Regions from separate parts of the Homo sapiens genome. Here region 1 is linked to region 2. The links are chromatin contacts, found by Hi-C or POLR2A ChIA-PET in ENCODE. All regions are on one chromosome and are shown on one strand. Each heading gives the region's core, a stretch centred on a gene start or an enhancer-like site at or near the end of the contact. The rest is flanking DNA. Distances are from core to core; before and after follow the strand shown. Region 1 holds the start of TUBA4B (tubulin alpha 4b). Region 2 overlaps NHEJ1 (non-homologous end joining factor 1).

The links. A loop is a pair of places that touch in the nucleus more often than their neighbours do. ChIA-PET counts read pairs that join two places held with the same protein, here RNA polymerase II (POLR2A). Pooled maps may share reads with other maps.
Region 1: a loop to region 2 is called in a pooled map, with 1.9 times the contacts of the local background. The contact joins the promoter of TUBA4B here to the enhancer-like site in region 2. A Hi-C loop is called at or near these places in 1 of 50 pooled maps. POLR2A ChIA-PET finds 5 or more read pairs at or near these places in 7 of 52 experiments (GM10248, HEK293T, HepG2 and 4 more).

Annotation. Positions count from the first base shown.
Region 1 is chr2:219,251,725-219,257,672 of GRCh38, reverse strand. It overlaps TUBA4B (tubulin alpha 4b), which reads right to left and starts at 4,430. Exons shown (of 4, transcript NM_001355221.1): 1 at 4,254-4,430. The coding sequence starts at 4,265. It overlaps TUBA4A (tubulin alpha 4a), which reads left to right and starts at 3,755. Exons shown (of 4, transcript NM_006000.3): 1 at 3,755-3,817; 2 at 5,443-5,665. The coding sequence starts at 3,815. RefSeq lists enhancers at 2,703-2,772, 4,203-4,262, 4,293-4,372 and a silencer at 3,423-3,792.
Region 2 is chr2:219,115,239-219,120,954 of GRCh38, reverse strand. The region is part of intron 5 of NHEJ1 (non-homologous end joining factor 1); the gene reads left to right. Among named protein-coding and RNA genes, the nearest start is that of NHEJ1, 43 kb to the left of the region's middle. Within about 2 kb of position 2,259, at least 3 of the 41 ENCODE cell types and tissues checked have a DNase peak (open chromatin) inside an H3K27ac peak, as active enhancers do.

The sequences.
Region 1 (5,948 bases), core at 3,181-5,680, 130 kb before region 2:
TGTCTCTTTTTTTTTTTTTTTTTTTTTTTTTGAGACAGTGTCTCTCACTATTGCCCAGGCTGGAGTGCAATGGTGCAATCTTGGCTCACTGCAACATCTGCCTCCCAGGTTCACACGATTCTCCTGCCTCAGCCTCCTGAGTAGCTGGGATTACAGGTGCACACCACCATACCTGGCTAATTTTTTGTATTTTTGGTAGAGACGGGGTTTCACTATGTTGGTCAGGCTGGTCTTGAACTTCTGACCTCGTGATCCACCTGCCTCGGCCTCCCAAAGTGCTGGAATTACATGCCCGGCCAAGATCCTGCCTCAAAAAAAAAAAAAAAAAAAAAGGCTGGGCGCAGTGGCTCACACCTGTAGTCCCAGCATTTTGGGAGGCTGAGGTGGGTGGATCACGAGGTCAGGAGATCGAGACCATCCTGGCTAACACTGTGAAACCCCATCTCTACTAAAAATACAAAATTAGCCAGGAGTGGTGGGACATGCCTGTAGTCCCAGCTACTCGGGAGGCTGAGGCAGGAGAATTGCTTGAACCCGGGAGGTGGAGCTTGCAGTGAGCCGAGATCGCGCCACTGTACTCCAGCCTGGGCAACAGTGAGACTCCATCTTAAAAAAAAAAAAAAAAAAAAGCCAAAATGGGTCTTACAGAACTGAAATGAAGGTGTTGGCCAGGTTGCCTTCCTTCTGGAAATTCTAGGGGAGAATCTATTCCTCGACTTTTCCATCTTCTAGAGGCTGCCCATATTCTTTTACTCATGGCCCCTATCCCTCTTCAAAGCCAACAATCACATCATTCTGACCTCTACTTACTTTTGACCTCTTCTTTATTTTATAATTTTTATTTTTTGGTAGAGACAGGGTCTCACTATGTTGCCCAAGCTGGTCTCAAACTGCCGACCTCAAGTGATCCTCCCACCTCAGCCTCCTAAAGTGTTGGGATTACTGGCATGAGCACTGCACCAGGTCTGACCTCTTCTTTGACTCTGACCCTCCTGCCTCCTTCTTTCACTTATAAGGACCCTTGAAATTACACTGGGCCTACCTGGGATAATCCAGGATCATCTCCCTATCTCAAGATCTTTACCTTAATAACATCTTCAAAGTATTTTGCCATGTAAGGTAACAGTCACAGGTCCTGGAGATGAGGATGTGGACATCTTTATGGGGTAGCATTCTTCTGCCTACCATCTCTGAAGTGAAACAATTCTTCTGACACACACTTAGCAAATGCTTACCAGGTGTGCTAAGCACTATGCTAGGAGCTAGAAACAAAGATGAATAAGACACAGTCCTTACCTCCAATAGTTTGCTATCTATAATATTAAGATGGACATGTACACAAATAACTATAGCATGATGTGCTATATGCACTAAAATAAATGTCACAGCTACTTACACAGTGCCTTGATGTGAATATGTACATCTCTAAATTCATCTGATATTCACAATCTGAAGTTGTTATCCCGGTTTTACAAATGAAGAATCTGCACCTGAAGGTCAAAGAGGTTTAGAGTTTTTCCTAAGATAGCTCAAGTCTCTTACTATGTTCATTCTGCTAGGATAGGAGAGCACAAGGAAAAAGAGGTTCAGGGAGGGTCTGCAACCTACTGCCATGTGTCCTATAGTCACCACGGCTCCTTTCTTTGTAGGGACCATGACCTTATTCCCCAAAGAAGCCTCATTATACGCCCCTGTCAGTTTTCTTTTTATGAATGAGTCTTGTTCTCCCAATCAGATGGCAAGTCTACTGGGAAGAAAGACCTTGTCATATTTCACTATATTCCTTTCCATGCCTTGCCTATTTTGTTGATAGAGAGTTGCCATCACTAGTTCTTTCATGGTATTATGTTGTGTTGTCAGGTGATGGGGGAGGGAGGGGTGAATCCTTTCCAAGTGATGTAGAGCCAGGAAGACAGGTTTCTTAAGATCTGCAAACCAGCAGCACCTGGGGCACTGCCAGATGACTTTCCCCAGTGAAGGGAGACAATTAGAAAATGCAAGGCAGGCTGGGGTGGTTGCTCAGGCCTGTAATCCCAGCACTTTGGGAGGTTGAGGCGGGTGGATCGCTTGAGCTCAGGAGTTCAAGACAAATCTGGACAATATGGCGAGACCTTGTCTCTACTAAAAATACAAAAAATAAGGCCGGGTGTGGGGGCTCACACCTGTAATCCCAGCACTTTGGGAGGCTGAAGCAGGTGGATCATCTAAGGTCAGGAGTTGGAGACCAGCCTGACCAACATGGTGAAACCCCGTCTCTACTAAAAATACAAAAATCATCCAGGCATCCATGCCTGTAATCCCAGCTACTCCAGAGGCTGAGGCAGGAGAATCGCTAGAACCCGCGAGGCAGGTGTTGAGGTGAGCCGAAATCGTGCCATTGCACTCCAGCCTGGGCAACAAGAGCGAAACTCCATCTCAAAAATAGATAAATAAATAAAATAAGCTGGGCATGGTGTTGGTGCACGCCTGTGGTCTCAGCTACTGAGGAGGCTGAGGTGGAAGGATGAGGTAGAAGGATGGCCTTGAGCCGGGAGATGGAGGTTGCAATGAGCTGAGATTGCACCACTGCACTCTAGCCTGGGTGACACAGCAAGACACTGACTCAAAAGAGAGAGAGAGAGAGAGAAAGAGAAAGCAGAAGTAGCTTGAAAAGATGGGGTGGAGAGAACGGAATGAAATGTAGAAAGAAGGGCTTCTGCGGAGACCAGGGGCTGAGTGCTGAGACCATTAAGGTGCGGGTTGCAGATCCTGCTCTTGGGTTAGAGACAGAAGAGACCAAGAGTCAGAATCATCCAAGATATGAGAATCTCGATTTTCTTCTTTTCTCTTCAGAGGCAACAGACATTTTGATAGCTTACAACAATGTTTCCACTATGACATCACTGTCTCCTTTTCACCCACGAAAATGTCAAGGACTCAGTGAGGTTAAGTCACTTGCTCAAGGTCACACAGGGTAGCCTGGAGGAGAATCCAGGTCCTGAGGTCCCCCGGTCAGCGCTCCCGCAGTTCTGGCAGCAGGGGAGTGGGCAGGTGCCCTCAGCGAGGGCATCATAGTGACTGCGCTGATGACAGCGCCACTGACCCGCGGGCGGCCGGCGAGCCGCGGCAGATTCCGGGGTCGGCCCCGGCAGACAGGCTGCGGGGCTCGACTCTGCGGGAGCGCCTAAGGCATTGGCAATCTGGGGCTCAGGCTGTGCAGTTCTGGGTCCTCGGCCGCCCACAGGCGTCGGCGAAAGGCTGCCGCCCCGGCCGGGGACCAGGAAGCGTCAGGCAGCTGGCAAGGGCTCCCCGGGGACGCGCCACAGCCTCACAGCCGGCCCGAGTCTCCTGGGAGGCAGGGCTGGAAGGGCAGGGGTGAAGGCCAGCTGTGGCCGCTTGGGAAGGACCGCCTCGCCTGCTCCCGACCTAAGTCAGAACACCTGGATGACCGGTGCCTCCAGGACGCAGGTGCAGGTGAGACTCGCCCTGCCACAGCACCCTGCATCTCCGCGGAGGCCCTCGGGAGCCCAGCGTGTCTGCTCAAAACGAGGAAAGAATGGTTAAAGCCCGAATCGCGACTCTTAATCCCAGCGGGACAGGTGAGGGACCCCCGCGCAGCTTGGGGAGGGTACCAGGCCAGGCTCCGCCCCTCGGGGGGGCCGCTTACCCTCCCGGGAGGCGTGGCCTGCGGGCCGCCCAGCCTCTAGTGGGCGAGCGGGGAACGCGGGCCCCGCCCCCCCCCCGCCTATAAGGGCGGTGCGGCACTGCAGCTAGCGCAGTTCTCACTGAGACCTGTCACCCCGACTCAACGTGAGACGCACCGCCCGGACTCACCATGGTGAGTGCGGCCCGGCCGGGGTCGCGCCTGTCCCCTAATTGCCCCTCTCCTTTGGGGGACACTTCTTCCAGGCATGCTCGGGGACCTCCACCGGGCGTTCCGGGTCTCCAGGAGGTGCGAGGGTTTTGCATCCTCCCTCCCCAACCCCCTCCTGGTGACTTTGGCCGAGCCGTATAGTTCACCTTCGGTGGCTGGGGTTGGGGCTTGGGGTGGAGTGCGACTCTTCAGTAACAGAGAGGAACCCTTCCTGGCACTCTGCTCCTGCCTTACGAGCATTTGTGTCCCGACTCTGTATGAGAGTCACGCGGGCCCGCGCCCCGTCCTTTCCGCGGGCAAAAGAAGACGGGTTTGGCTGCCCTCTTACATCCCCAGTCCCTGGTCCTCAGCACTGACCGAGCACGTGCTTGGCGCTAGAAGGTGGAAGGGGTCAGGTTACCTGGTGCCGCATCCCCCTTTCCTCTGTGTATGCATTCCAACTATCCACAGAACCACCCCCCCCCCGTGACTCAGCACCCCGCGTCTGAGCTGAGAGGGTTGGTGGGAACGGGGTTCGGCCTCCTGAAGCGAGCTGGCCCTCTCCAGCCGAAGCCCGGGTGCGCGGATGGGCAGAGACAGCTGGCGCTGAGCACTGCGCGGGCCGAGGCCAGGTTGGGGGGAGGGGAGAGAGGTGCATGTAGGGGGTGGTATTTATAGCCCAGGAGCGGGGGCCGAAACCCAATCCCCGCTTTGGGCTGGGAAATAACTGTAAAGACTCCAGAGGGAGAGCGGATGTAGGGCTGGGCTGCAGGATGGCGCCCATCCTGCCCGGGACAAGGCGGGTCACCTCTGGGGCCTCACCGCAGGTTCCACTTCCTTTCTGGGTATTTGGAAACCGTCACCCCGCCATTTCGGTGTGGGAAGAGCGCGCGGGCCCTGCCGGACTTTAGTGCTTTAGGGGTTAATTTCGGGCTGACAGGGACGGAGCCTAAGGCAGTGAGCGCCCCAGTACCCTCAAACCTTATTGCTGGCCCCTGCTGTCTGAGCTTACAAGCATTACCGCCGCTATTTCCGTGCGGGCTGACACGGGAGATGAAAGTGGTGAAGACACCCAGGGTGCGGGGGTGGAGGTGGGGAGAGGAGCCAGATGGGATTGATCCCCAGAGCCAGATGGGATTTAAAGGTGAGGGAGGAGGGCATCCTGATGGCGTGTGGTCAGTTGATGCCAGATTGGATGGCTGAGACACCTCTGCAGCTTACAGGAAAGAAAGAGGGAAAGGGTTCTATGAATTCTAGCTGTTCATACTCAAAGCAAATAATTAATCAAGTGGGGGGGGGGCCTCTAGCTGTAAACCCATACCTCTAGGAAACCTTTTGTCATGTGGAGCCACAGTGCTCACTTGACAGATTCCCCACTGAGAAGTGGGCTAAGAGGTTGGCCTGCATTGCTGGGTGCCTCCAGGTGGGGAGTCCTGTACCTGGGAGCCCGGGCAGGCTGCTACTCTCTTCTCACCTCTGCCCAGCCCCAACCCTCCACTCTTGCCAACTGAGTCATCCTAGCTGGTAGATGATAGGGTGGAAGAGAGACTCGCAAGGTGAGGACTTGTGGATGTGGGGCTCATGCTGTGTCCCCTCTCTCTATCCCTCAGCGTGAATGCATCTCAGTCCACGTGGGGCAGGCAGGTGTCCAGATGGGCAATGCCTGCTGGGAGCTCTATTGCTTGGAACATGGGATTCAGCCTGATGGGCAGATGCCCAGTGACAAGACCATTGGTGGAGGGGACGACTCCTTCACCACCTTCTTCTGTGAAACTGGTGCTGGAAAACACGTACCCCGGGCAGTTTTTGTGGATCTGGAGCCTACGGTCATTGGTGAGAGGAAGTGGGGACAAAATTGAAGGGGGTGGAGCATGACTCAAAGCTTCTCCCTGGAGAGAGAGGGTATTTAGACCAGGCATTCCTAGCCCTGAAAATTCCTAGCCGTACTTGAAGCTGCAGAAGGCAAGCTGATCTGAGACTGGCCTGGGCAGCTGGTCTGGGTTTCTCTCACACTCTGGTATCTCAGGCTGGCAGGAGGATGAGTCCTTCCATGCATCTGGCCACAGCTACCACCCTGGGGGAGGAAGGTCCCTGCTGAGCATAGCTTTGTGGTTTT
Region 2 (5,716 bases), core at 1,010-3,509:
AGAGTGCTGGGATTACAGGCATGAGCCACTGTACCTGAGCTGTTTCTTTAAGATTCTTTACATAATGATCAGTATAGTAGAGTCCTGCTTGGAACAATTAGAGGACGAGGTTAGGAGAGGACATGGCTAGCCCTAAGATTTGGTGGCTCTCTATTTCCCTAGATTTATTGGCTCATACTAGGGCCGATCAGAGACTTTTCTCTCTTCTACAAATGGCAGTATACTTGATGGAGCCCCACATATTTCCCAAGTTGACATTTGGGGGAAATACTTGCATATAATTTAAGCTAGCAATCCTAGGTATTGAATAAATATCGCCTCTTCTTCATTCTTTCTACAAAGACCTGTAAATCTTGAGGTCTGAGGAAGCTGACCTTGGACACTGGCATGCAGTTCCTAGAGTTAGGTCCAGGAATGGGGTTTAGGGAAAAAACATAGCCAGAAAGAATAATATTAACACTTTTTTATATACTCATTCATTGCCCCCTATTCTGATTCCTTCTTCTTATATTTCTTCATTTTGCCTTTTTCCAAAGCCTGTTTATATTTTTGTCTTGATCTTTGCTATTCACTTACATTTTCTTTAAGATGAATGAGAAATTGCTACACTACCTTATTGAGTCAGATAAATGATCCTAGAATGTAGCCTTTCTGAGAGTATGGACCTTGTGTGACTCACTCACCACTGTACCTCCAGTTTGTGGCTGGCATATAATAGGGGCTGTAGAAATTGTTAAATGAATGAAAAAGTATCTTTGTGAGATGAAGTGACTGCTCAGTGAACTTACTACATATTAGAATGTTTGCCCAGAGTGAAGACCATAGGAATGGTACAGCAGCATAATATATCTAAGTCATTGCTTTTTGGGTGATACTGCGTTCATTAGTGTTTGATGACAAACACTAGATCATGTCCTCTCGGTGCTAAATTCGAATTTCTGTGCCAAACCAAGAAAGCCAAAACAGTGTGATATAGTAATTTCAAAATATGTGGACTCTATTAAGTAGAGAAAGGGTTTGTTGAGTATTTGTCTTTCTCAAATCGGCCAGACTCTTGGAGAAGGAACGTCACAAAGAGCTGTAGGACTGGATATAAAAATCCTATGAGAATGTTCTGGCTAGTTAGGGTCCAAGGAAACAGGAGAAGATTGGAGCACTGGATTTCTCCAGTGTGCTCCACAGGAATACTCTCTTTAATAGAAATTATGGTTTCTCTTCTCTTAGATTAAATTCCTTTAGGATTTATGGTGAATTAAGGAAGGTAGCTTGAGGTCCACTCAATTCAAAGATCTGTTCTACTCAGTTGTCATGAAAGGACAGCAGGTGGCGCCAAAACATTGTCCTACTTGTGCTGGGCCAGGGGCAGGGTGGCGGGGAGGACTCAGGTTTGTGAGGGGGAGGGATTCTCTTCTGAAATAGGGATGGGGGAGTGGGGGATTGGTTACCCTGGCTGTTGCTCAGGTAAGAAATTATTGTGGGCTTAATGTCTTCTAGCTCCCCATCACTGGAATCTCTACCCTTAACGTCTTGATTTGACAGGAAGGTTGATGGGGAGAGGGGGATCCCAGCAATCCAGAGTGGAAGACAGTTCACTTTCTGTCCCTGGCAAGACTCCTTTAGGGCCAATTCCACCAGATGCCATAGTTTCTACACTATTGTCTCATTCTGTGAGCCTCTTTTTCTTTTCTGTGAATTTGTTTCTGTCTTTTGACAGATTTCCATCTTGAAATACTTTTCTTGCTTCAGGACACTTCTTTACAGATAGGTTTCTTTTTTTCACTTGCCCCCAACTCTTATTTCTCCGGGAGACTGGGAGTGGGGTTAAGGGAGTGAGGCATGGAGAACATCGGCTCCTCGACTAATTTAAACTGCAGGTACTGGTTGGGATGCAGAGGAAGACAGGGAAAGTGGTTTGTTAGAGGTTTGTTGGTCCTGAGAAGGAAGCAGAGCACTGTCAAGACTGTGGGACACCAAAGCAGATGGTTCAAGTCCCCCCAGGATCTGCTGAAACTCAGAGTCTGCCCTTTAGCATCTGTCTGTGTGCTGGAGCGGGCCCCAGCTCCCACCAGCCGCCATTGATTCCCACAGCTCAGTCATTAGCTCTCTTCCAGCATTGTCTCTGACGCCCCTAATTTCCCCACTCCCTTCATAAGCCCGCCGGGCTGTCTCCAGCCTTCATTCCTTCAGCTTGTTCCTTGGGCCTCCCCCTTCCCTGGGGCGGGTTTAAGGGCTGGGCGGAGCTGTCCGCCTGAATCCCCTGTGGCCCCTTTGGTTCCTGGTTCTATATATATCCCTGTCCTTCTCTGCACAGGGTTTGATACGGCTTTATGGGCATTTCCATCCGCTTTACAGACACAGCCATCACAGAGGCGTGTTTCACCCGAGAAACCTCAGCGGAGCCTGGCCTGTAGCAGACTCAGTCTGGCCCCCTGAATCAAGGCTCTCTTCTCTTCCTGCCCTCCCTGTCCCTCCCCCTCCATCTTCCCACTGCCTACCCCCAAGTGAATAACGGAGCTCTGGGGAGCACTCAGTCTCCTTGGCAGAGCATTTTGGACCCCAGAGACTGGAGAATTCCTTAGTGTCCATTCTCCACTATGTTAGTTCAGGAAGGTATGAACCCTCACTTCTGGCTTAGGGTCTGTTGTAGTAGGGCAGCCCAACATTTCGTGAAAAGAATGAAATCCATTGGGTGCTGGCAGGTTCTCTTGAGGAGTCTGAAGAGAAAGAAGAGCCTTTATAAACTGAGGCTGAAGAAGCCAATGTGGGCCTAGTAAGAAGGGCCAGGAGTAGAGCTAGGTTATGTGAGTTCAAAGTCATGAAGGGGCAGGGGTCCTCATGGCAATGGGTAGGAAAGAATACTCCCCTAGGAAATTATCTTTGGCTCTTTCCCTAGCCAGGAGATCAAACAGTGGAATCTGGTGTAGAAAGGGAACTGCATAGAATAAAGGGGAAACCTATTAAAAAGGCTGTATTTGCATGGAGAAGGAATAGGACCTGTCCACCCTTACCACACCCCCATTTTAGGATGTCTAACATCCCAAATAACAGTAATAGCTACAACTTTTTGTACCTATTGTATGCCAGGCATCCTGGCTATAAATCTTATCGTTAATCTTCACAACCTTTTTACAAGTTGGTATTTTTCTATGATACAGAGTAAAACTGAGATTCAGAAAATATGAGTTGTCCAAAGTCGCACAGCTAATAAATAAGTGATGAAGCCAGCTTTCAGACCCAGTCAGCTGAATTGAAAGCCTATGCTCTTTCCACTACACCATGTCACTTCCCTTTGGAGCCCATAAGAAGGCGACAGATCTGATTCTGAGTTCGTGGTTTGAAAAATGTTTAGTCTCTTTCTGTTATTTAAAATTTCACATTTCCACATGGTTCTCTGAACCTGACACCTGTGTTTACTTGTGCGTTTCCCCAACATTCTGGCTGATTCTCTGAGCCTGGGAACTCCCAGGGCACCAGGATTCTTGGCTGTGCCCCATGAAGAATTGGCATCTGTGTGTGCATCTCTTTGTTACTGACCAGGTGAGTCCAGGCAAGAAGGTAGCTCACTGTTGCCTAGAGGCCTTCATCCCTGGCTTAGAGACATCAGTCTGTTTGGGACTCTGCTGTCCAGAGTAGCCTGGCTAGGTATTTTCTTTTCCCTGCGATGTTTACTGTTCTTTCGTGGGATTTCAGATTTCCATGATGGTGGAAGGCTTGTAAAATGAAGGGGTGGAGAAGGGTTACCGTGGCAGGAGCCTGGGCCAGGCCAGGTCGAGCCAGTAGCACAGACAGCTTTTATAATGGTCTGCAGGGCTGGGAGGCTTGTAAAGGCGATGCAGGCAGATAGGGGGATAAATCATGCAAGCAGTGGGCAGGGTGGTGAAGCCGAGGTTAGGAATTAACTTTGTGTTGGATGGAGCCCAGGTTGTGGGATGGGAAGAGAGGCCTCTCCTCTTTTCCTCTCCTCTCAGCTCTGTTCTTTGCCTCTCCTTTCTGTTGGCTCTATTCACTGCAGGCTGTGACATGTTTGCCCTAGCCCTTCCTGTCCCTCCTCCAAGTTGCCTGAACTAAATCAACAAAGGAGAGGGTACCCCAGAGCAAGGGGTAGAAAGTATTCCATGCCTCTCCCAATCAAACTGGTTTGTTTATTGCAAATGTGGAATGGAACCAGCTGATCCTTTCCTTCCTATAGCCATATACAAGGGTGCCCATCCCCATTTTCTTTCTGCTTGTTCTCATGTATTATGGCCTTTACACAGAAAATGGACCTGAATCCTTTGGGATCATAAAGAAAGCAGAAAGGCTGGGTATGGTAGCTTACACCTGTAATCCCAGTACTTTGGGAGGCCAAGGCAGGTTGATCGCTTGAGCCCAGTAGTTCGAGACAGCCTGGGCAACATGGCGAAACCCCATCTCTACAAAAAAAGACAAAAATTAGCCAGGTGTGGTGGTGCATGTCTGTAGTCCCAGCTACTGAGGAGGCTGAGGTGGAAGGATTGCTTGAGCCTGGGAGGTCAAGGCTGCTGTGAGCTGTGTTCACGTCACTGCACTCCAGCCTGGGCTACAAAGTGAGACCCTGTTTCAAAAAGAAAAAAAAAATCCTAAGAGTTATATCCACCAATTGCAATGTGTAAACCTTACTTGGATCTCTTTTATTTTTAATTAAAAAAAGAAAAAAGAAATCAAGAAATGCTCTTTCAGCTGTTCTCAGATTCTCCGTTTTGATTCAGTGTCTCAGCCTGCCTGAGCCAGGGCATAGGCCTTGACTGGCTTCTTTTGAGGGCAGAGGCAAATCCAATCACTTCATTCAGGAATTATATATTTTTGATGTTGTTGTTTGAGTTGGAGTCTTGCTCTGTTGCCAGGCTGGAGTGCAATGGTATGATCTGGGCTTACTGCAACCTCTGCCTCTCAGGTTCAAGTGATTCTCCTGCCTCAGCCCTCCGAGTAGCTGGGACTACAGGCACACACCCCCACGCCCAGCGAATTTTTATATTTTTAGTAGAGGCAGAGTTTCACCATGTTGGCCAGCATGGTCTCGATCTCTTGACCTCGTGATCTGCCCGCCTCGGCCTCCCAAAGTGCTGGGATTACAGGTGTGAGCCACCGGGCCAGGCCAGGAATTATATTTGATGTGATAACATCTTTTTCTTATGGGGTCTCTGTATGTCATAATTGCAAACGAGTAGGGAGCTGGGTAAAATGCGGAGACAGCCCACATGAGTTGTCGGAGTGGACTTTGTGTATGAAAAGAAGTTGAGGTTGAATTTTCTCTGAAGACTTGTGCATGTGTATACAGTGGCTGAGTGTTAAGAGGTGGGTGCTTATTGCAGGGACAGTGTTTATAAGCCTCTTTAGGTCAGAGTTATATCTGTTGTGATCTTTGTTTCTCCTTCTAGCCCTTTGTGTAATGCTTTGCAGATTGTGGCTGATCGATACATATTTTTGACTATTTGCTCAGGCTCTTGACTTGCATGATCAGTCAGCCCCCCAGGCTCTCTTCTTCTGTTCCTCCCTTCCCCTCTACCGTCTCTCACCATAAATTATCCCTCTAATCATCATAGCTTTCAAGTGGATGGCTCAGCCCAAACTAAAGTCATTGACTGCATTTCTTCCTTCCTAGATCTGTAATAGCATGGCCACTTTTCTTTCTAATTAGGCCCTAATTGAAAACTGGTTACATTTGGACTTTTCTTCTTCTTTTTTGCTTTTTAGTTCC